Linked DNA regions of Mus musculus: regions 2, 3, 4 and 5 are each linked to region 1. The links are chromatin loops, found by intact Hi-C in ENCODE. Cell type or tissue: left cerebral cortex. All regions are shown on one strand.

The links. Peaks named below come from ENCODE experiments on the same cell type or tissue, not always from the same donor. Only the 100,000 strongest peaks of a DNase experiment are listed, where the experiment ranks them.
Region 2: it touches region 1 in a loop (3-fold over the local background); 3 of 42 quality-filtered maps call a loop at or near these places.
Region 3: a loop joins it to region 1, with 3 times the contacts of the local background. A loop is called at or near these places in 3 of 42 quality-filtered maps.
Region 4: it touches region 1 in a loop (5-fold over the local background); 6 of 42 quality-filtered maps call a loop at or near these places.
Region 5: it touches region 1 in a loop (7-fold over the local background); 6 of 42 quality-filtered maps call a loop at or near these places.

Annotation. Positions count from the first base shown.
Region 1 is chr17:93,194,213-93,199,212 of GRCm38, reverse strand. Adcyap1 (adenylate cyclase activating polypeptide 1) reads right to left here and starts at 45. Exons shown (of 5, transcript NM_009625.3): 1 at 1-45. Gm32465 (a long non-coding RNA gene) reads left to right here. Exons shown (of 3, transcript XR_385916.4): 2 at 4,021-4,146; 3 at 4,596-4,872. In left cerebral cortex, a CTCF peak has its summit at 2,204; DNase peaks (open chromatin) are centred at 1,108 and 2,168; H3K4me3 peaks cover 236 bases.
Region 2 is chr17:93,759,730-93,764,729 of GRCm38, reverse strand. No RefSeq gene overlaps it. Among named protein-coding and RNA genes, the nearest start is that of Gm32512, 410 kb to the left of the region's middle. In left cerebral cortex, a CTCF peak has its summit at 2,178 (motif pointing left); DNase peaks (open chromatin) are centred at 2,176 and 2,449.
Region 3 is chr17:94,550,521-94,555,520 of GRCm38, reverse strand. No RefSeq gene overlaps it. Among named protein-coding and RNA genes, the nearest start is that of Mettl4, 200 kb to the left of the region's middle. In left cerebral cortex, a CTCF peak has its summit at 1,889 (motif pointing right); DNase peaks (open chromatin) are centred at 1,916, 2,243 and 3,673.
Region 4 is chr17:93,529,829-93,534,828 of GRCm38, reverse strand. No RefSeq gene overlaps it. Among named protein-coding and RNA genes, the nearest start is that of Gm25935, 290 kb to the right of the region's middle. In left cerebral cortex, a CTCF peak has its summit at 2,091; a DNase peak (open chromatin) is centred at 2,084.
Region 5 is chr17:94,733,304-94,738,303 of GRCm38, reverse strand. Mettl4 (methyltransferase like 4) reads left to right here. Exons shown (of 9, transcript NM_001357135.1): 6 at 2,794-2,968; 7 at 4,651-4,757. Among named protein-coding and RNA genes, the nearest start is that of Mettl4, 14 kb to the left of the region's middle. In left cerebral cortex, a CTCF peak has its summit at 2,662 (motif pointing right); DNase peaks (open chromatin) are centred at 1,702, 2,324, 2,650 and 3,019.

The DNA.
Region 1 (5,000 bases):
GGAGTCGGAGGCACCTTCTCTGCTCTGAGGTCTCAGGCTGCGTCTGAAGATGCTGCTGCTTCTGCTGCTGACAGAGGTGACTGGCCTTCTGCTCGTTTTTATATATGCAGTTAACAAAATAAGCTGTCCGAACGTGGTTTCAGGAGACACCTCTTTGTCAACATCTTTCTGCCTTCAAGTACAGAATATTTTGGTTGCACTGTTGCACTCCGATTTTTATTCATGATATGACTTCCTTTTTTTTCTCCCCCAGTCACGTAATGATCCGGTATCAGTAAAAGACGTCAGCATCCTAGTCCCTCAAGGAACATATTAACTATTCTGTGCAGTCCTCCAGGATGATAAGATCCGGAGTCATCCGCTTCTGATAAACACCTTTCACTCACACAATCCAATTTTTAAGAAGTCCAATTATTTTGATGGTTTTCGATTTCACTGATTTCTCAAAGACAAGTAAAGAACTCGTAGAATTTAGAGAATGGTGAAGTCATGTTTTTATTGAGTCCCTAATTTTTCTTAATTTTCACTCAACCCCCACCAATGACAACTCTGATCTCTAGATTTAAGCACCATCAAGATCTCCTATTAATAATTTTAATTTTGATCTCTCAATTCCTTGCATATGCTTTTTCAAATAGGCTACTAAACATGGAAGTCGTTTTGTGTTTTAAAGGAAAGAATTATAAGGATTTTCAGTAAATATCTAATGAGTCTGGCTGGGTTGACAGTCTGTCTCTGAATAGATTGATGGATGAGACTAGGATGAGAGCCTGTGGTGCTGTCCAGGCTCTTGGTGCTGAACTATTTGGGCGCAGATGCTGCAAATGTTGAAATTTGCCACTGGTTTAATTTTCACCACAGCCTCTAAATTTGAAGCTTTGGCAGTGGTGCTCTTACTGTGGGAGTTCATTGTCTAAATCACCCCGCTGTTCATATTAATCTTCCCTTGGATTCTGTGTCCACGAATGTCCCAGTGCTCAGAACCTGCTTAATCCCTGCCTCAGTGCAAAGCTTTTTCTTCTGAGTTAGTCCTAGTATTCAGATGGATCTTTACCTTTCCTGTCTACACACTTTCACACTCTCCGTGGCTCTTACTAGTTTTAAAAATTGAAACCATGTCACTGTGTTTTCTGCAATAATTGAAAATTTAAGATTGTGAGGGTGTGACGTGTGTCTCTTGAATTTCTCTTACATGTTGAATTCTGTTTAGGGAAATATAGACTCGGAATGCAGGAGGATTCCCTGCACAAGTTGTCTTGATAAAGGTTGCTACCAGGAACCCTTCCCTGGGGGATAGTTAATATTTTTAACTAAAAATAAAATGAAAAGAAGAAAGCAATGAGAAAAGATCACATTCACTGGGGACCTTCTAAGCACCTGAGTAATTTCAGAAGATTCAGAAATTTCTGGTCCACTAGGAAATCTCGAGAGCCTTTCTTTTCAAGGGAAAATAGAAGCATCAATAACAGTTAGTGTGCATTTTTACTATCTGAAGCTCTCTCTCTCTCTCTCTCTCTCTCTCACACACACACACAGTGAGAGAGAGAGAGAGAGAGAGAGAGAGAGAGAGAGAGAGAGAGAGAGAGAGAGAGAATTAAGTACGAGTGCTGCTGCCTATACTGTGATTTGGGTTTAAATAAGTTTAAATAAGCTGTTAGTCCTGAGTACTTTTTCCAAGCCACAGTATTTCTCACTTTTAATGCTATTATCACCTTTGTTTGAGGTTTAATACTTTCCCCAATTATCAAAAATTTTCCTTATTTCCTGACTTTGAATGATCCAAAGCTGCCTGTCTCCTCTTAGTTTCCTCCTAGCTTTAGATTGAATACTATCAACAAACTACTTCTACACAGGGGATGTTTCTCTTTGTGTTATATTATATCTGTCTGCTATCTTAGGTTGGGGTGACTACATCCCTGAACTACATATTCAGCGTCCACCTTTCCTGGCCCTCACACAAAGAGCTTGCAGTGAACAGGAAAGATAATCCAGCAGGACTGCTTTTCATAACAAACTTGTCCAAAACTATTGCCTACAGTGGTTCTCCTGACTTTTGAGTCAAAGGTGAACTCCATTAAAATTCCCACTTTTGCCTCCCACTTGAATTCTGAAATGAGTTCCATCTGGAAAGACATTTAAAAATCTCCAGGACTACGCATTTAAAATTTACAATTCAATGCCCAACTTTTTAGTCAAGAGAGCCACCATGTGGGGAGTTTGGTTGACTTCAAGGTCTGTTAAAGGCAAAACCCACAAGCAAGAAAAATAAGCAAGAAATAAATGTAGCTAGGAGTTGTGGTGAACACGAAAGAAAGAAAGAAAGAAAGAAAGAAAGAAAGAAAGAAAGAAAGAAAGAAAGAAAGACAGACAGACAGACAGACAGACAGAAAGAAAGAAAGAAAGAAAGGAAGGAAGAAAGAAAGGAAGGAAGAAAGAAAAGTAAGCAAGCCTTCAAAAGCACTAGCTTGCGTCCAGTTCAATGGAGTATCTGGGTTGTTGACACTCTTACTCCCTGGGCCTGGGTACCCCAAAATCATACAACTTGAAGTCAATCCCATTCAGTAGAGTGAAAAACTCAGTAGAGAATTTGAGATTATTGGTGAGTAAACTCCAGAGACCTTGTCTTTCTTGGCACTTTCTGAAGTCCACCTAGCCCTGCCTAGAGGACTAAAAATCCTTGATCCCATACAGGCTCGTTTCACAGATATTTTCATGGCCAATGGCAATCTTTAATTAGGTGTGCTTGGTGTCTGGAGATCAGGGAAGCAGTTCTGGACTCAGTTCTGGACTGAGCCCCTAATCAAAAATATTGAGGGGAGGAAAGAAGGCTGAACCCTTGGTCGTTGGAAATTGAGGAAGGTTGTGGAAAAGAAAAATTAGAAACCTATGTGTGTTGAGGTCTTGAGAGCTGTGTGGGTTTGGAACTGCATCCTACTTGGTCAAAGCCATTCACTGAGCCCTTTCTGCTTTGGTTCAAAGACCAACGCTGGCTTCCTAATTACTCCTCACAAGAGAGAATATTTGCCGTTAATTTCAGGGATGCTTCAGTGCAATCTTAAAGCTGCTGTATCTCGGAGGCTTTTGAGTTTGCAGTTTTGAACCTATGTGCAGTAAGCAACCATCAGGCAAAAAGCAGGCAAGAAAGCTTCTCACCCAATACTGTCCACAGAAACTAGTATGCCAGCAAAGACTGGATAGGAGACCAAAGCCAGCCACATACATTTGCTAATTTAGGAATGCATGTGGCAACTTGGACTAAGACGCAGGAAGGAGCCTGGGCACAAATACAAGAGACCCTCAACTAAACAGCTGTTCCTGGGAAGACTAGGGAGAAGAGAAAAGGAGGAGTATGTGGAGTATGTGGAGGGAAAAGCCTTGTGATTTTTCTATTTTGATAGTACAGAAGAATGGAAAGCCTTCTGTCCAACACCCATACTCCTTTCTCTTCATCCTCATGATTTGTTAGACTTCCCAAGCTGTCAACTTTTCTCCAGATTATGAAATCTAGGAATGCTATATTAGCTAGAATCATATTATTATAGAAAATATGAATACCCACAACATCTTGGAATGCAAGCTCTCACCACTGTTCTCCAACAGGCAACAACTAAAGGTATCTGAGGCTAAGCCATGACTGACTTACCTGAAAAACACTCTTCAGACATGTTTATTGGAAACAAGGAAAGGCCCTTAATTTCAAATTCCTAATGTGTTAGCTCCTGTTTGTCCTGTTAGTCCTTTAGATCTGAAAACAAGTTTTAATCCAAAACATTGAACAAGCTAAAAATCAAATTAATGCACCCCTGAATTGTTTCTCCCCACACATCTGCATTTCTGATGTGGGAGTCTTGAACACTGAATCACTCAATTCAAAGAATTTTTTACCTTCAAAGAAGTAGATTTTTGTATTGAGACAGATTTTGGTCTTTTGAAATACAACTCCTAGTCAGAGTTTGACTTTGCAAAGGGTTTCCCATTACTAAACACAACGGCATTTGAAGGGTCTTGTCTGTCACTCAGATTCCAACTCTTGAAATCATCTCCACTTGGGAAATTTGTTGAATGGGAATCTGGATCCAGCAAACCCATGGCAAATTAAACTATCTGCTCTTGTGCAGACCAGTGAAGTGGAGCTCAGTTTCTCAGGTAAGGCGATTTCTATTCCTTTCCTCCTGACCCATTAAGAGCACTCATTATTTCCTGTGTCCTTTTCCCATTCCTTAACTACTTAGCTCTCCACATTGCCCATTACCACCACTGTCTCTATGCACTTCTCCATCAGAATCTTTAGTCATACAAAAAAAGATGTGTTTGCACAATGCATCTTTACACATTCATAACGTAAATAATATCCAATAAAGACTTCAAGAACCACGTGTTTTCTTTCTATTCTCTTCTAATTGGCACTTAGCATAAGAACCATGCTCTTGTGAGCCTTTTTGGTGAACAAGCTTAATGCAGAACATCATCCTCCCTTGTGGATGACAGAAGTGAATTATAAGCCTGTATTCAATTTCACTCTAAACTTTTTCTCTTCTTACTTTTTCAAAAAATGCAATGACTAATGACTCACTTCCTACTGATTCCACCTGTAGGGAAACCCAAATGTTCTGCCACCGAACATCATGACCAAGACTTACATTGCTGCCTGCATCATGCTCTTCTGAAATCATTGTGAAGTAAGGAGATGATGAGCTTGCCCATAATGTGTCATGACTTCTCTGACCTTCAGACTGGAGTGCCTCCCACTCTGAAAACAACTAGGAAAGGAAGCCTTTCCAAACCACATGAGTAAAGCACTTCTCTCTAATCCAAGAAACGAATTGCATGCTCACATGGCAAAAAAAAAAAAAAAAAAAAAAAAAAAAAAAAGCCAATTTTTGAGACACAAAATAGATAACACAAGAAATAAAACCAGGAAGTATTCTTTGTGTTGAGGAGTTAGATAATTTCAACAATTCTATATACATCTCTCCTAAGACTAAATTAGCTGAGCACAA
Region 2 (5,000 bases), 570 kb before region 1:
AACAAATACAGAAGTGAATGCTCACAGCCAACCACTGGATGAAGCACAGGTTTCCCCAATGAAGGAGCTAGAGAAAAATCCCAGGGAGCTGAAGGGTTTGCAGCCTCATAGAAGGAACAACAATATGAATTAACTAGTACCCCTAGTGCTCCCTGGGACTAAACCACCAATCAAAGAAAGCACATGGTGGGACTCATGACTCTAGCTACATATGTAGCAGAGGATGGCCTAGTTGGTCATCAATGGGAAGAGAGGCCCTTGGTCCTGTGAAGGTTTTATGCCCCAATATAGGGGAATACCACGGCCAGGAAGTGGAAGTGGGTGGGTTGGGGGGAAGGGACGGAGGGGGGGGGAAAGGATAAGGGATTTTTATAGGGGAAACTAGAAAAGAGGATAACATTTGAAATGTAAATAAAGAAAATATCTAATAAAAATAAATAAAAACAATGAAAAAATGAAATAAATGTAAATAAAGAAAATATATAATAAAAAACCAAACATTTTTAAAATAATATTTCTGATTCTGTCTGGAATTGAAAAGAAAAAAACAAAAAACTGGCCGAGTAGTGATGGTGCACGCCTTTAATCCTAGCACTTGGGAGGCAGAGGCAGGTGGATTTCTGAGTTTGAGGCCAGCCTGGTCTACAAAGTGAGTTCTTGGACAGCCAGGGCTATACAGAGAAACTCTGACTCAGAAAAGAAAGAAAGAAAGAAAGAAAGAAAGAAAGAAAGAAAGAAAGAAAGAAAGAAAGAAAGAAAGAAAGAAAGAAAGAAAGAAAGAAAGAAAGAAAGGAAGGAAGGAAGGAAGGAAGGAAGGAAGAAAGGAAGGAAGAAAGAAAGAAAGAGAAGAAAAAGAAAAGAAGAAAAAGAAGAAAAAAAAGAGAGAGAAAACTACTTTCTATGATAAGATGAATATTCCAAAGATTGTGTCATTAGATTTTAGAAGATGATTCAACATTTTTTTATATGCTAAGCAATATCTATATAGAGTAAAGAGTTCAAAGTTTCCTATTATCTGTTCTCAGCAGCATATACCAAATTTAATGGAAAAGTATATATTTATAAGAAGTATTACAAGGGCATACTATGTAAATAAAATTAAGTTAGAAAAATATTTCATGCAAGAGATAAATTGAAGAGAATAAAATGTAAAACAAATTGAATTCATCAGATGATTTTTTTCCCAAGAAAATTGGCAGCCTTATGGAAAGCAATGAAGAAACATTTTGAAATAATATGTGAGTTTAAAGATAACACACAAAAACAATATGATTATGCCCTCAAGTCTTTGATTAGTCTAAGGATATATCTGTATATGCCCTTCTCAGAAAGGTCTTCCTTGTTATCATTTGAATATTATTAGGAAATTCTTAATGCACTGCATGGAGACAAAAGCTTATTAAAAATTACATCCAAAGCATATGATGTTCTAAATGCCACCCCTTGCTCATTCTTTATCTATATGAACTATCAGGTCCATAATACTCCTCTTTAAAGAAAGTTCTCTTAATGATTTTGGAGAAAGATATTTATAACTCAAAAAGATAAGATGATGAAAGAAATAATTATAAAATAAAAAGATCATATGAATAAAAATATCAGTCATTTCTACAATAATGATTTAAAAGTTATAGTTAAGAAGTATTCAATTTTAAGATCACCATAACAATCTTATTATTTCCTAATATTATTTCTATCACTAGATGAATTCTATTATGACTTCTGGAAGGAAAGTATACAAGCTGAAAACATAGTAGTGACCTGACAAATGTTTCCACCTAAGAAATTCATGCAAAACTACCTGTGTTTCATATAGAAAATACAAAAATTGATATATGCCTATATCTTGAAGTAAGTTTTTTCCTTTGTAGATTATAGAGGGAAAGAACAATCTAGGCACAATCACATGTTGCACACCCAGTACTCATGGATGAGGTAGAAGGATCATTACTTCTAGACCAGCCTTTCCTCGGGAAAACAGAAAATAAAGAAAAACTGTGTAACTAGAAATATAGCATAGGCTTTAAGTTTCTAATGAGGTTATAAAAACTTGTGCAGTTTTCCTTTGTTGAAATATCTACCAATCAATTACAACGTTTACATCCCAAGCAACTGCCAACATACTGCAGACATTTAGCATTCTCCTTTAAACTCTGATACACTGCCACCTTGTGATCATTTGAAGGAAGTTCAAATCTTTGAAGAGCTCACACAGCCTTGAAAGCTAGCAGAAAGGAAGCTAACAAAGGCTCATTTATCTTAATGGAAAACAAGCTGATGAAGCCCATATAGCAGTGTAGGGCACTTACATCATGGCTTTTGGAAAAGTGTACAACATTTTTACCTAGCCCTTAGTTATGAAGAAGAAAAAGTAGATGTAAACTAGTTGACTATATTGAAGATGCATTGTTGATCATAATATAACACATATAATAAATCCTATCAGAAACAGTTACTTTGACAATCCTTTTTGACCATGGTCACTTGCATTTTGTCTAAAATACTTATGGAGAGATTCTGTTTCTTCAGCAAAGGGAAAGTGCAGGTGGTTTATCACAGGAGAAGTGATATTTATAGCTAGTGCTCTAAAATATAAATGTTATGTGAAATTTTCTTGGGTTGTAACTTATTGATAGAGTATTTGCTTAAATCCTTTTCAGTTTCCTGTACTACTGTCAAAATCTATTGATTGTACTTAGATGGTTTGATTTCTGGATGCTATACTCTGCTGTGTTTGTCTATTTATTAACTACATGTGCCAGTAGTTGGGATATTGGTTTTGAAAAAAAAATGGAAAAGAGAAAAGATGCTAGTTCTGTTATAAAATTTCTGAAAACCATAAATTAGGTATTTCAATAAATATGAAAGAATAAATTTGACAAACGTCCTCACAAACTGACTTTTAGCAAATCAGTTATTGTCTTTATTTTAAATGGTAAAATACATGTTTTGTGGGAGTTTTGTGTAATGGTTTTTTGTTTGTTTTGATTTTAATTTTTTATTGGAGAGAGAAACATGAATTTGAATCAATAGGTTCTCAGAAATATCCTGAATGAATCTGGGGAAGAAAAAGAGTATAATCAAAACATATTGAATGAAAAAAATTAAATAAAAGTATATACATAAAATATGGTCTCCATGTTAATTTCTCTCCTAGGTATTTTATAGTTTAGGATTGTTTATATTTAATATTATGATCTTATGTTGCCTTATGTATACCATAATGAATGGTTAATCTATTTTTTGCAAAGTATAATGAAAAATAAACCCAAATTACCCAATTTTGAAAGAGTCATAGTAAATATATTATCCTATAAAAGATACAAACTTTAAAAGTGTTAAATTTTCTGAAAAGAAAGATGAATAAGAGGTGGCATGTATTTTCTTTACATATTTGGTTGGTATGAGTTACCAGAAACTTGTCTTTAATTTGCAGTAAGTAGCTTCCTATAATACAAAAAATATATGACACGTATTTTCTATTTAAAATAAAGACAATCAAGAAAGAGCCTGGTCTACAAAGTGAGTTCCAGGACAGCCAGGGCTATACAGAGAAACCCTGTCTTGAAAAAAACAAACACAAACAAAAACTATCCCCCCCCAAAAAAAACCATCAAAAAAAAAGAGAGAGAGAGAAAGATTTATTATAGTACCCACTACATAAATCGTCAGCAAATATTTGCCAAGATATTATAGTTGGTTGAAATACTTGTTTACTATTATTCAGCAAGTGAAATATTACTAAATGAACTCATGAAGCATAATTCCAAATTAGTAAAGGATTTATTAATCCATGGAGCTAAGCTCAGAAATATATGAATTTTCATATGTACCAGTGTAATTGCTCTGCATAGTTAGGAGGATGATTATGTACAGGAAGTAAAACAACAAATAAAAAATGAAGAAATACATTTTCTTTGCTGGGTATTCTTTCTCTGTGGCTACTAGGGATTTAGAACATTTCTTTTTTAAAAATGAGGGGGAAAAGCAAACGTTTGCAAAAGACCGATGGATAGTTCTTAAAATTCAGCACAAGTTCACTTAAATTTCAGTGGACTCTGAATTCTAAAGCAGTCCCTTTAAAAAAGATATTTGAATATTTCCTATTCATGTATATCTTCTTTCAAACGAATATTTGAATCTTAGATAGCCAAGGGAGGATGTGCTTTTTTTTAGAAACACACATACCTTTATATCATCTTGCCCAACAATATAAGAAAAACTGGAAATGGTAGCTTGAAGCTACCTCTTTTACTAACATAGTTTTTAAAAGACCAGAGTCGCTCAGTCAAATCATCTGATCATAAATGAGTTTTCACGATGAGGAAAGGATAGCAAACATGGAGACAGTTGTTGATAATGTCTAGAGGTGTCAGTGGAACTCTCACTACAGCCAGAAAATATCAAATAACTGTCTGTGCACCACTTGATGGATGTTATTAACCCCTGGTTGGGTCAATAAAAATTGTTCTGCAGACACATGTGGCTCCCAGACCTACAATTTAACTCTTGACCTGATGTGCTACAAATCATATCTGAGTTGAACTCTGCTAATTCTTCTATGTCCTATCATATATCATGCAAGATGCCCCTGGAGGACAGATTCCAAGTAGCACCATTTACAGAGCAGCTGCTATTGGGCAGAGGGGAGCAGGCAGCGAAATTCACCTTTTAGAAGGCATTCTTTGTATCAACAATTCAAATTAGCTGAGTATGAGAAAATAGGTATTAGGAATTATTCTTTGTGAATATAAAATATACATATTACTCTGTGTATATATAGTTTACAATAAGTTAAAAAACTGTTAAATGCCTATGTGTATGACTCTTTTTAGTTACAGAAGAAGAAATAGAATTTAACAGGAGGTGACACAAGAGAACAGATATAAAATCCAAGGGAAAAAGGATGTTCAAGTATTTGAATTAGTGAGAAGACTTTTTAAGGAGCAAGACACATACACAATGATGTGAACAAAAGATTTATTCTTTATTCATTTAAG
Region 3 (5,000 bases), 1.4 Mb before region 1:
GGCTGGAAGCAGGGTGACAGTGAGTTCCAGGTCAGGCTAGGCCATACAGACAGTTACTGTTTCAAAACAAAAAAGATAGTTTCCATGTTATTCTCTCAACTGAATCAATTTCTTAAAAGGTAATTATTTAGGAAAGTGATAAAACCCCCTGAACTTTGGGCAGTAGAACTTGATATGCAAGTAGGTATTATTTTTTGAGATAGCTTGATTGCCATAGATTTTATATGCAGTATTTTGACTAAAAAATACACTGTCGTGTTAACATTTTACTTACTTCTCTGTGAACATGTTAATCCAGTAACTGGTGTACTTAAAAGCATCATAATTTTTTCTTCCAGTAGCCACATATTTTTTAAAAAAAACCTATATTCTAACATGTACATGTTAATTTATATTTCTAAGTAATAGGCTAGATGGATTTATATTCTACGTAAATATGGGAGTATAGTTTAAAAGTACACAAGCAATCATTCATGGTAGTGCATGCTTATTATTCTGGTAATTGAGAGGTTTCTTAGGAGGATCATGAATCTGAGGGAGGCCAGCCTGGGCTATATAGCAAGGCAAAGAAGGAAAGCAGAATGCAAAGTAACTGAGTTTTTTTTTTCTTTTAGTAACATTTGATTGTTTCTCCTGTTAATCAAAAACCTCATGAGTCTAGACTTTCTCTCTCTCTCTCTCTCTCTCTCTCTCTCTCTCTCTCTCTCTCTCTCTCTCTTTGTGTGTGTGTGTATGTGAGATGGAGGGTGGGAGAGAACAGAGTAATGAAAACATGTGACAGAAAAAGGAGGAGGAGCCTGTTTGAGAGGAGGAAGAGAGCCAGAGAAAAGGGCATGAAGATGAACTAGCACAGTATAAAATGACACACTTGTATAAAAATGCTCTAATGAAGTCCATTACTTTGTATGCCAACTCAAAACATTAATTAAAAAAAAACAGGAAAATAAAACAAAGAAAAAAAAACTCACAAGAAATATTGTCCTATCTCCCAACGACCTTTGTTTCAGTTGTTCACAAAGATGTTATTATTTTGGAATTCAAGGGCTTTTTTTTTAGAGTGAGGAAAGGTAATAGAAGAAAATAAAAAATTATAATTTTCCTTGTGCATAGCCCATTAGGTTTCTTCTATAATTGGAATAATGTAGCATGAGTTCCTTGAGTTTCTGTGAATGGATGACAACCATGATCCACGGTCCATAATCACAGCATCTTTAAAATTATACACATGGGATTGATGTGAGCAGAAGAAGGCACTTTATATTTTGAGCCATTTTATGAACAGTGAAGGCAAAGCTGGCTCACTAAAACAGGAATCTTAGAAACCCCAACCTTCAGCAGCATTTCCTGTAATTTCCCTCTGGAATGCTTGTCCCCAAAGAGGCCCTGAGTCCCACACTTTCTTCACATCTTTGGGTCCTTAAATTTCATTTCTTAGAAGACAGATTGTAATTGACCACTTGCAGGGCATGTCTATTATCTCTGGGCCTGTGTCTACAGCTCTGGAAACAGAAGCAGCAGAGACTGTTTGCTCCCTGATGACCTGCTTTTGGATCAGGCTTTCCTCTGGAGTGGAACTCACAGTGAGCCCACTCTTGACCATAGCAACTCCTCCAGGTCACATTCCTTCTGTCCCAGACATGCAAGGTTGTCCAAAGAAGGCACAGACTTCTTTAGGGTTATTAGCTCCCTGGAAATGGCTAGAACAGTCTGCTTGTAGTTCTCAGAGTGTACCAGCCGATGAAGTTTAACTATTCAATCCTCATAAAAATGTACTGTTTGTATAGTTTTCTCAACAGCTTATTATTTTTTATGAAAAATAAATTTATTTTTATTTTATATGTATGGGTGTTTTGTCTGTATACCAGATGCATGCAGTGCCCATGAAGTCCAGAAGAGGGCATGTGGTCCCCTGGAACTGGAGTTGGAGATATTTTTAGTTGACATATAAGTACATAGAATCTTCTGCTGTTCTATTCTTCTCCTCCAGAAGCTGCTGAGATGTGCAGATTTATGGCTTACCTGCCCTGTTCTTTTCTCCCACTCTACTAAAACTATCCTTGAGTTTAAGTTCTCTAACAAGTAAGACTAAGAACGCAAAGGGGGATTCTCAAAGTCTATTATTAACATACTAGGATAGGAATTTACTTTGTGGTTGTCCTCCTAGGATAAGAGAGGGACAAGCATTCTAAACCCTGCTTTGGATTCCAACAATAACTGTAGAAGTATGCAGGGAAGAAGCAGGATGGGGAAAGAGTCACACATAGCATCTGGTGCTGGCTACGATTGAGTTACACATTGCATCCAGTGCTAGCTATGACTGGGTTTGATTGTTCACTCTCTCAGATGTGGTTTTTGGGGGTTTGTTGAAACTGGAAGCATTCATCTTTGTGTGAACAGGTAACTGTGGCTCTGATTTGAGATAATTATCATCTGGGTTTCCCCTATATGAACTTCAAATGTCAGGAAGGAAGAAGGACTCAAAGGAAGAACAAGTCTGAGAAACAAAGTACAGTTAGGACAGTGATTGGGTCCACAGTCAGATCTCTGACTTTAAAGGTTGTCCTGTTGCATGGGAACTGTGACTTGGATAGTTAAGTCTCCACTGAATTTATGTTGAGATAAATGCTTTGCTTCATATGGTACTGCTCAAAGAAACGTTACTCAACAGTAAAATGGTCTTGAAATTATAAAATATTAAAGTGTTAAGCAATAAAATCATGGTGTAAAGTATATTCATAGTTCTATGTTTGCTCTATCCAAAACAATGAAGTGAAGCTATTTAAAATGAACTAGAGCTAAAATTTGAGTGTAGGTAAAAGATAGCAAATATCTCCTTCACCCCCAATGCTTTATATACCCTCTGCTAGGTTGCTTTACATCAGGGCCTGGTTATTAATATCTTAGATGATTTTCTTTTGAGATAGTGATCTTATTACAAATGCTTGGTATTCTGATTTGGTGGAGCATAAGCTGTAATTTTTTTGTGTGTGAAAATAATGAGAACTCTCACTGTTTTGTGATAGGATTAAGACCAATGATCCCTTCTTAATAGGAAAGCACCAGAACAGAAAGAATTAAAGGCACATCCTCTTGGATGGGCTGGTTTGTGGGAAAGCCTCCCCACTTTGGTAGAGCTCCTATCTCAAAACAGAGTTGGGAGATTGAAATATAAACCTTACTATTTAAGAACTAGTCAGCTGATTTGGGTGGAGAGAAGGATGCAATAGCAGTACATAACTTTTTATAGAATGATTTTAGCTAAAAATTTGAACTTTGATACAGCTTACTAAAGAGATTTTTATATTTTCAAAACACCTGTCTGCACTTACAACCTTGTCTAACTCTTGTACCTTAAGGTGAGAGAGACAGTTGCATATACTTACAAGTATGGGTGCTATTAATCATATGCAAATGAAGATTACATTTTATTAAGCAAGAACATCTTCCAAAGCTGCCTTCCAAGTGGGACATTCTCCATTGCTGCCTGAAGTGGAGGAAATGTGTCTTCTGAGGAGACACAATGATTTGTGTTTAAATATAAAAGAGAGAAAACCCACACAGGGCTGCATAATAAAACTCGTGCGGCAGACAGTATGATCATTACAGGAAGTGGCAATTGCTTTCCATCCTCAGTTTTGGTAACTGTAAGATGAACTTGTTTTTGAGAGTGTTGCTTAATTTAGTAGCAGAGTAACGGGAAATGATAGTGTCCTGGGTGTAACAGCGGCTCCCGCAACGAAGAACCTTACATAACCTCTGATTTCACATGTGGATAATAGGAGCTACATTACCTCTTGGGTTTTAGAATGGGATGTCCTTATTAGAAGATGGTTTGGGCTTACTAAATTTGAGATTTGGGGCAGGGAAGATCATGTGTGCATTTTTAAGAGAAGGAAAAGAAACAGGGAGGAAGACAGAAATGCAGCAAGGTAATACTGAACACGAGGTCCTCTTGCAGACACTTGTTTGAGGCTGGCTTCTCTTCCAGGTACCTTGTCACACTACAAACATGTTGCTTCTGAGGTTGTCCCACCCCGGGTTCTTGATTAGCCCACAGGGAACCTGGGAAATGGTGGATTAGGGATTATTTTAGAAGGACCCTGAATCTTGGTCCTTCATGGAGCCTGGAGGTACTTATCAATGAGTTTGTTTAAATGTGTCACTGATAAGGTGGTATGGCTATAGTAGTCAAGCACTTGCCTAGCATGCAGGAGGCCTGGGTTCAATTCCCAGTGTTGAAAAAAATATCATGAAGTTTTAATTTTTAGTTCCAATTTCAGAACTAAACTAACCATTAAGCAAAATATCACCCAACACATCCTAAATTTCTTTCATTGTCTTACTATAGTAAGTCAATCAAAAAACTGGGCTTGAAAGGATAAGTCAACAATTCAATATAAAACAACAAGAACAAAAAATATTTGAAGTTTAAGATAAATTCTCAAGGCAGGCAAGCAAGCAAGCAAGCAAAACAAATTAATCTTTTGCCATAATGAACTTAGAATCCATGGGCAATGAAAATAATTATTATGAAAAGCTTTGAAGCTTAATGATGGTGACAGGACTGCATATGAGCAATGATAAAATATGAGGAAGGATTAGAGGCATTTCAGAATACTTTCCTGAGGTCTCATTAGAGCTCACAGAGCCTCTATTCTGCTTAGCTCTTGGAAATAAGTAATAGATACTGAACCAGCACAACTGAGTCTGGAATACTTTCACAGAAAAACAACAAAATATAGTTCATGCTTGCAGAGATTCCAGACAGTGCCTGTAACCTAATTGGTCTATTTGACCAAAAAGAAGGGCTTGTTTTCCTGGCTCTGAAATGACTTTACATGCCAAAATATATTCTGTGTAGCATGTATTATTACCTGCTAAAGCCTGTCCCCCACACCAACCTGTGAACGTTTTGAGAAAGATGGCTAAGAATTCATCTACAGAATGGACGTGGGAGCTGCTCAGTGCCTGCATCAGCAGAAGGTCAGAACTGGGAGATT
Region 4 (5,000 bases), 340 kb before region 1:
GCTCTCATCAACGTTTCATAGTTTTCATAAATGATTAAATTTATTTCTGGATCATTTTGTCTACTTTGAATAGACTCATGTCCTTATATTCTTTTCCAAATAACTTAATCATTATATAGTAATGCTGCTGGTTTTTTTGTATGTTGGCTTTGTAAACAACAAGACTGCCAAATTAGATGATTAATATTTAGTTGTTTTGTTTTGTTGTTCCTTTTTTTTCAAGACAGGGTTTCTCTGTATAGCTCTGACTGTCCTGGAACTCACTCTGTAGACCAGGCTAGCCTCAAAATCAGAAATCTGCCTGCCTCTGCCTCCCAAGTGCTGGGACTAAAGGTATGTACCACCACCGCCTGGCTAATATTTAATTACTAATGATAATTCAAATAAAATTATTAATGATAATTCAAATATAATTTAATATCTTATGAATAAATTTTAATTTTTAATTAAAATAATTTTTATTTATTTTTCTGACAATAATTCTAACTAGAGTAAGAAATATCTCTTAGTGGCTTGGATTTGAATTTTCCTGATAATGCATGGTTTGAATGTGTTTTTGATGGCTTCTTATGAGTGCCTTTGAGAAATACTTATTTAGATCTAGGTTCATTTTTATTTTTTATTTTTACATAATTTTTTTAAATTAAAAATACTTTAATAAATAGTAATAATTGTTAATATTTTATTATTAATAATACATTTTGGTGGATTTGGGGACATTGTCTATATGTAAGAGCATATGTATCAATTGAGAACCATAGCTTTGCCTAAATGACCTAGATGGCCTGTCCTACTTAATTTTGTCTTCTTCATCTGGCTAGAGCTTCTGGCATTATGTTGAATAAAATTGTAAAATTTGGCATTATTGCCTTATTTCATTTGTTAAAGAGGATGGCTCAATCTCCCTTCCATTTTGTGTTAGATTTTGGCTTGTTGTTTAGATACATGCTTTCTGTGCATAATTTGTTCCATTTTATCATGGAACCATGCTGACTCTCATCAAGTGATTTTTCTGTATTTATGAGATAGCATTTTTTCCATTTTTTATTAGGTATTTAGCTCATTTACATTTCCAATGCTATACCAAAAGTCCCCCATACCCACCCACCCCCACTCCCCTACCCACCCACTCCCCCTTTTTGGCCCTGGCGTTCCCCTGTACTGGGGCATATAAAGTTTGCAAGTCCAATGGGCCTCTCTTTGCAGTGATGGCCGACTAGGCCATCTTTTGATACATATGCAGCTAGAGACAAGAGCTCCGGGGTACTGCTTAGTTCATATTGTTGTTCCACCTATAGGGTTGCAGTTCCCTTTAATTCCTTGGGTGCTTTCTCTAGTTCCTCCATTGAGGGCACTGTGGTCCATTCAATAGCTGACTGTGAGCATCCACTTCTGTGTTTGCTAGGCCCTGGTATAGTCTCACAAGAGACAGCTATATCTGGGTCCTTTCAGCAAAATCTTGCTAGTGTATGCAATATGGATTTTGTGTTTCCTCTATTGATAAGATATTGGTGATATCACATATGGTGAACCTTTCTTAGACTATAGAGTGAATTCTACTTAATTATTCTGAATAATACTTCTCATGTGCTGCTGGATTTTGGTCTACTAATAATTTGTTGACAATTTTGAAACTGTGTTCGATGTCTTGAGTCAGAGTACTCTTTAGTTTAAGCAATGACTTGCGGTATTTTTGCTCTCTACATTTTCTTTATTAGAATACTGAATCATTTCAGTATTTTTCTGGAGATTTTTGAGTTTCCTTTAGAAAGGTGTTTTGAACCTTAGAGTTTGCATACATTCCTTACTGTATGGTTATTTAATGGCATCTTACTTTGGCTGTAAGGTGAAGTCATGGTTCTCTGGCAGTTCTTGATGCTTTTGACTCACAAGCATCTGCACAATGAAGGATTTGATGTGTTTATCCATGGTTTATACATATTATGACTATATTATACCTATTGTTGTAGAATTGTAAGCTTTTATTATTTTCTCTAAACCTGTAGACTGTTTCTCAATTTCATCATGACATGGCACAGTAAATCTATGCATGTCCAAATCTATCCTGAGTGTCTTGTCATTTTCTCAGCACTAGAGGGTGATCAAATGCCAGGCTAGATTGCAAACCTAAAGTTGTTTTGTTCAACATTAACTAAGGTAACTGTCTAAAAGAAGTGGTTCTTCCTTATAAGCCTTTACTTTGGGCCAGGGTAGGTTCAAATACCACATCCTCTACTCCAGTACATGGTAACACACCTCAACATTCTGTCTGGACTCACTTTAGAGAGATTGGTCCTTGGCTTCTATACAGCAACTACTTCAGCATACCCTTCTCCAAATGGACAGTTAATCTTTCCACAATGTGGTATGGAGGACAGGGAATAGTGAGGTTAAAAAAAATCTTATACATAACAATAGCAGGCCATAACATGGAACCTACAGCCTGTTGAAACCAACACAGCACTGGACCAGAATCATAGAACCAAAGCTGATACAACTTTTGTCTGCCTGCAGCTAAGCAGAGCTCATATCCAAAGCAAGTATTATCAGTGACAGGTGATGCAGTAAATACTATGTGACTGACTAGGCTTCTATATCTCTGCCTACCACTTAGCACTGTTTAACAGCACTGGGCACAGGGGGTCAATCAGCATCCAGGCATTGAGTTCCATAGCACATCACTCTGTTTCCTTCCTACTCTAACTCTGATAAACAGAATCCTTCTAATTTTAGTATTCTACATTATTAGAGGTGGACTGGGTACCAGTAGAGGCTGATCTCTCATGAATCTTCTATTCTTAAGGACCTATATATTCTCAGGGATATTTAACAGGCCCATAAAGGCTGTGATGATGTAGGACAAACACAAGTCTGTACAACAAGAAGACAGAACTTACTAGACTAGGTCTATCCTGAGCCTCTATCTCGGACTACTGCCCTGAAGATGGGGCCTTTGGATCTTCCTGATGCCAGATCTTCCCTCAGCAGGCATAGATAGCACTAAACAAAGTTCTATTCTTACTTTTAGGGTTCCTACTTTATAGTCAGTGGATTCTTTTTTATTTTTATTTATTTATTTTTGATTGGATATTTTCTTTATTTACATTTCAAATGCTTTCCCCTTCACAGGTCTCCCCCTCAGGAACCGTTTTTTCCATCCCCCATTCTCCCTGCCTCTATAAGGGTGATCCCCCACCCACCCACTCCCACCCTCCTGCCCTGGCATTTCCCTACACTTAGGCCCAAGGGCCTCTCCTCCCACTGATATCCAACAAGGCCATTTTTGCCACATATGTGGTCAGCGCCATGAGTTGCTCCATGTGTATTCTTTGGTTGGTGGTCCAGTCCCAGGGAGCTCCAGGGGGTCTGTCCTGTTGACACTGTTGTTCCCTCCATGGGGCTACAAACCTCCTTAGCTCCTTTAGTCAGTAGATTCTTATTCTACATTTTGTTGTAAGATTAGGAGAAATGCAATAGAGCTTTACTATTGTTTCTTAACTAAGGAGCCACCCAAAAGTTCACTCCACATGTAGAAGCCTAAACTAAGTTCAAACTAACTAAACAAATCCTTCTTTTGCCCTGTTAAAATTTTCTTCTCCTCTGTTGTTCCATCTCACTTTCTTCACTCATTTAGATTTCATTTTTCTGGAAGCCCTTTAATCAGTCTGTTTTCTTCCTATGCCACAAAACTGGGGTATTGTTGTTGTTTGTTAGTTTAAGTAAAGGACATAATAGTCTCCCATTTCTAAATGTAAGACACTCCAGTCTCATCCCACTTAACCAGTCTGGATAAGGTCTTCATTCATATGTTTCTGTTTCCACTTTCATTCTGTCTTAACTATCATGCTTTCCATCCATTATGCTGCTTCAGAAACATTGGGTTCTGCTGTATCCAAACAGGACAGTTTCACATGAACCCCTAAGGTCTCTCCACTTGCTATTCATGTCAGAAGCATCCCCTATACCTGTGTGACATTTTCTCTTCACTTTACTTGGGTTTTGGTTCAAATGACAAGTATTCACAAACAAGTTTACGTAGGAGACTTTACTCTAAGTAGATAATATTCTGTTTTTACCTGCTCACATTTCTAGGCTCTGTGTTTATTCTTAGTATTATTACTTCCCTATATCATGTATTTATTTATTATCTCTACAACATGAATTACAACCGCTGATAGAATATAAAAATGTACAACTTTTAGATATACAACTTTTTATTCAGTTGTATCCCAAGCACTTAGAAAAGTATCTAGTACATGCATAAACTATACAAGATTAATTAAATAAAGGAAAACAGATGGAATAATTTGAATTAACCATAATTTCATGGACAGCAAATTTGCTTATTTATAGTATTAGCTAAATTCTGTTTTACCAAGTAGAATAAAGCAATAAAAACTCTATTAATTAGATGTCCACCTCAACTGAATCTGAAAAATAAATCTGGTGCTGAGCTGCCTTGGAAAATTAGGACAATGAAGACAAAACCTACTTCATGTAGAAGTGTACAGTCAAAAGAGCTACAGCATGCCTGAACTTTTGAAAGTGTTAACTGCTATGGTGTCTACCCTGCAGGTATCGCATTGACATCCAACTTGAACTCTCAAAGTATACCCCATAAGATAATCTCTTGTGGGTTGTTGGCACAATTTTCCTTTTTTATTTCTGTCTATAAAACCCAAATTAAGAGATAATTATTTGAAGGATGTAACACTTTAGTTTTCTACAGTTTTGACATTGTAGATCCAGCTTGTGGTACAGCTCACAAGCTTCGGATATTATGACCCAGAGCCCCTAGTAGAAACTAGGGTTACAGCTCACAGGCCATGGGTATCAAGATCCACGGCCCTTAGAGTTTATCAGTTCTCTTGAAGTATTCCAGTGACCAGGGCCTATAATTCCTCAGCTTGAGAACTTTACAACCTTCTACTTTTTCTTTACTTCCCCCATCATTCATCATTTTCACTACCGTTCCATGCCATCTCTAGCCAAGTCTTTTG
Region 5 (5,000 bases), 1.5 Mb before region 1:
TGAAACTTTCTGACGGATTGTTGAGTCGAAGGTGATTTTAGAGAGGAATAGTTGGTTTAAAAGTGGGTTCAAACCTTGTAGTTCAGCTAGCTATGGAAATACATTTCAGTTCTCTTGGACACTTAAACCTAGGTATAAAGTTGCTGTGCCCTGTGATGAATCTATCCTTAAAAATTTGAGATACCAGCTACTGCTGTGCTGGGAGTGTGATGGTGGAAGTCAGGAGTCCAGGGGACACACAGTCTGGGTTCTTTCATGTATTTGCTTAATAAGAAAGGGTTGTTAGCCGTTCCTGACTCCTTTAATGTAGTGTTACCTACATCAGAAACCAGATGCTTGAGCCTGCCCTCTGGGAGACTCATTCTTTTTTTCTAAGTGAGTAGAGTTGCACACGTTTCTTCAGAGTTGATTGAGGAATGAAACAAAGTGGAGGAAATGGGAAGACTTAAGTCCATGTGTTCCTAGCCTAGTTACTGAAAGGAAGAAATTGACAAAATCCCCATTAGATGCGGCTTACAGAAGGAAAGGTGAGCTTGCCTCATGCTTTTAGAGATCTCAGTCCATCATATTAGGAAAGGCTGGTATCTCTTTTCACAGCTTTAGGAGCATGTAGCAGCAGACAGGAAGTAGAGAGCACTAGGTTGGGACCCTGGGGTGGGCTTAGCTTTCCAAGATCCCTCATCCCTCCTATTAATCTATCTCAGCCAGCCAGTCTCCATCCTTAAGGTTCTTTTGTCTTTAGAATAGCACCACAATCCAGACTGAACACTCAACAATGAGCCAGCAGAGGTGCTGTCTCATCATTGGTGGGAGACTGTCCAGGGTTAAAACAATACTTGGGCCTTCAAGATGACTCACTGGCAAATCACAATCTCTACCAAGTCTGATGATCTGACTTTAGTTCCTGAAATTCACATGATGGAAGCAAAGAACTGACTCTTTCAAATTGTTCTCTGACCTCCACACACATCCTACAATAGGCACACATCTATATCAATGAACAAACAAATTATTTTAAGAAGCCTGATACATCCTCTCTTCTCCCTTCTTTCTTCATCTCTTTCATTTCCCTTGTCTTCTTTTCTTTTGTATAATTCAAGAATGCTTACAGGTTTATAGTGAACTACCACAGGGGTTAAAGATGCAGAAGCAGGTGAGTGGTTGGCATTACAGGATGTCAGAATATATAAATGAGAAGACAGTGTTGGAAGGATAAACGTTAGTAAAGAATGTCATATATTTCCCTGTAGAGAAGGTGTGTTGATGTAGATAGATGAAGTATATAAAGAGGGAAGAGATAATTTGGTAGGTGAAGAAACTTGGTGGCTTTTATTTTAACTAAAGTCTGAGATAACTTCATCTGCCAAGGCATGGGCAGAGGACCTGAAAAGCGGTAAGGATTTTACAGTATTTAACCATGGATAGATAAAAGAATCTATGATTGTTTTAAGAACTTGAGAATAGATTCAAAGTTTCTTTTGCTCTGTGTTTTCCTTCACTTCATTTATATGTATGAAGAAATTGAATTCCATTGTGGTATTGGTATGTATAGGGGGATACTTCAGTGATGGAGTATGTGCTTTGCATGCACAGGCCCTGCATTCAGTTCCTATTGTGTGCATGTATATGCACATGCACACATCACATGCATGCATGATGACAAGGCCTAGCTTATGTAATTGGAATGGGGTTTTGGAGGCTGAGTGTAGTTGTTTGTGTAGGCAGATTAACAGTTGAGTGTACATTATATGGGCTGTGCTTTGAAGTTGCTAAGAATAGAGTCAAAGTTTTCCTTTTTGAGGTAGAGGGATCTCAGAGATTCAGCACACTGAATATTGAGAGTGAGGACAAAATGTGTTCATTGAAGAAGGTTTGGTGTTAGTGTGGCTGGGTAATGTACTTCTTAAAGAGAAGAGGAGGTTTTGCCAAAGTTGAAAGAGTCTAGAAGCAATAATGGGACATTAGAATACAGTTTGTCATCTCCACTTGTATGGGGAATGTTGGAGAAAGAGTTGTATTTGTTTGGATATTTATAGATCAAGTTATGTGGTTTAGCCAAACAAGTTTCTTTTATATTATTAATGGCCAGGAGGCATAAGACAATGGACCTATAAGATGAGACAGAATATGAAGGCTTGAGAGAGTCCAGTGGAACTGATTGAACAGGAAGATAGGAGTGCAGTGGTAGACAGGGCCTTGAAACTGTAAAGGGAACATGAGGTTGTGTGAGGTCATAGGTGACCTAGGGGTCAGCAGTGTGTGTAAGATATGAGGCTTACACATTTGAGACTTACACACTTGAGGTTTACATGTTTGAGGCTTACACACTTGAGGTTTACAGAGGGGCAAGGCTCCTTGCTGAAGTCATCCCACTCTTGCATCCCTGGCCTCAGAGTCAGTGCTTCTTTTGTGTCATTTGGTTATTGGGACATCAGTTAGTTTCAAGCTCACTCTGATGGGGCTCCTGTGACACACAGGATGATGAAATCCAGACAGTATTTGTTTAATTTTGAATGAGAGAAAACGCATATTAGATGTTGTAAAATTACCGAAATGCAAATCATATGAAATTAAAAAACAAAAGCCATACAGCTTGACAATTTAAAACTAGGAAGATAGAAAAGTTGGTACATGTGTAAGTGCCAGTGAGTCCACCAGGTGTCAGTGTGACTCCATATTTAGCTGCATGTGAGCGGCTCCTAGACCTTTGTATTTGTGGGGTCTTTTACCTGCTTATATGTCTTTCTTGCAGTGATTTTATTACAGTGTTTTTTTTTTGTTGTTTATTTTTAGGTACAGTAGTTTATCACCACAGCAGATAAAGCGAATGCCTATCCCTAAACTGGCTGCTGCTGACTGTCTCATTGTTACTTGGGTGACCAACAGGCAGAAACATCTGTGTTTTGTGAAGGAGGAACTATATCCTTCGTGGTCTGTGGAAGTTGTTGCAGAGTGGTACTGGGTAAAAGTGAGTTCAAAAGTTAGCTTGTCTGTTATCTCAGCATCACTTTTCACTTCCAGGAAGATGCTGACTGTTCTCAGTGTGTCCACGGCACTGCTGTCCTCCTCAGGCTCTGACAAGAACTGTTCATGCTTTGTATCTGAACACCAGTCTTCCTGCTCTCAAGGTGTTTATCCCTTGTCTCTGTAGTGGGCTCCCAAACTGCTGGCCTGTTGTTTTTTTTAAAACAAAATCTTAATCATTCAATTTTACTAATGAAGACTTGGGAGCCAGATGCTAGGGTGAAGGTCTGCTAGATCAAAGAGACAGAGAAAGCACCCAGCTGACCTTCCTCCTTAGCGGTCATCCTACAAGAAATCCCCTCTCTCACACCATCTCAAAAAACCTCTTTCAAACTGTGTGTCTGTCTGTCCTCCTGACTCTTAATCTCTATGGTTTTTTCCTTAATAATCCTATGTTCACTTCCTATCAACTGATTGCTTGCTCTGCCTCTTGACCTATGGTTGACTTTATTTAACCCTGTATACAATATTCAAGCAGAAAGCTCTTGGATTAATGGATTATTTTTCCAGTAAATAACGCAGTCTTGGGGTTCACCCTGTGATCCTGTGATGGAATATCCTGCAACTGTAGTTGAATGAATAGGAAGTTAGGGCTGCCTTACCTTCATTCTCTCCTCTGTACACCAGAATCTCATTGCCCTTTGCATTACCCATAGTTTCTCCCTATTTATGGGGATGAGGACAAGGATCAGCAAGAGCACTGTGGAGAGGACGGGAAGGTGCAGGGACCAAGAATCTGTCATTCTCGGTTTTTTTCACCTTGATACGGGGTCTCCTGTAACCCACACTGTCTTGAACTTGCTATGTAGACAAGGATGACCATGAACCTATGTAACCATGGTTAGCTGCCTTTTAGGCTTCCAGGTTCCTTCTAGGTTTATTTTATTTTGGAGATAGGATCCTGTTAAGTTGCCAGGCTAGAATTTATAGCACCAAGAGCCAGCCTCCGCACCAGGTCCTTTCTACCTCATCACCTATCCCACTTTCTTCCCTGACTAAACTGTGACTCTGACATTCTGCTATCTAAACTGTGGAAGGATTTATTTTTAACTACTTGGTCACATGGCCGGTTGAATTAATGACTGAACTAACGATGACCTGGTTTCCAGGAGCAAGTAATCATAAAAAGTAGAGGTTGTTTATGTGCGAGATGACAATACAATATATTTAAAGTATCCATGCCATGTGAGTGTTCAAACACACCTTATAGCTACATTGTCCAGTATGGTAGCTGCCGTGACTTGTAGCTCTCCAGTACTTGACTTGTGCCCTTCAGATAGAGAGGTACTGTTGAGTGTTAAATGTGTGCTGGACTTGAAAGACCCACTATGGAGGAAAATAAATCATACAACATGATACCTTTTAAAACTGATTGCATGTGGAAATTCTGTTTCAGACATGCTAGATTAAGTGCAGTTAAGGGAAATTACCTTGCATTCTATTTTTTTTAACTTCTTCCTAATGTTACTACTAGAGAATTTAAAATTATATAGGTGGCTTGCATTTGTGGCTCATATAATATTTTTTATTGGACAATACTAGCCTAGAGGTTTAATAACTTCTCTTTTTGCTGGAAAATATAATGATGGTAAAAAATAATGGCTTTTCTTGGTTCCTTCCTTTCAGATCACAAATTCAGGAGAGTTTGTGTTCCCGTTGGATTCTCCACACAAAAAGCCTTATGAATGTCTTGTACTGGGGAGAGTTAAAGAAAAAACTCCCTTAGCATTAAGGTAAGAAAAGCAATTTTTCAAAATTCTATAAATATGGGCTTTTAAAATTAATACAGTGATCATTGATTTTCTTTAATTTTTATACTTTTGAAATCTGAAAGTGACCTAGAGCTGAAAAGTATGTTACATAATAAATAAAAATTTATATTAGCTTTTGTTTTATCAAGGATATAGTAGTTAATATAAAAAATGACATTCTAAAAATGTTTGAATTTTTAAATTGATTTCTCTCATCGATTCTGT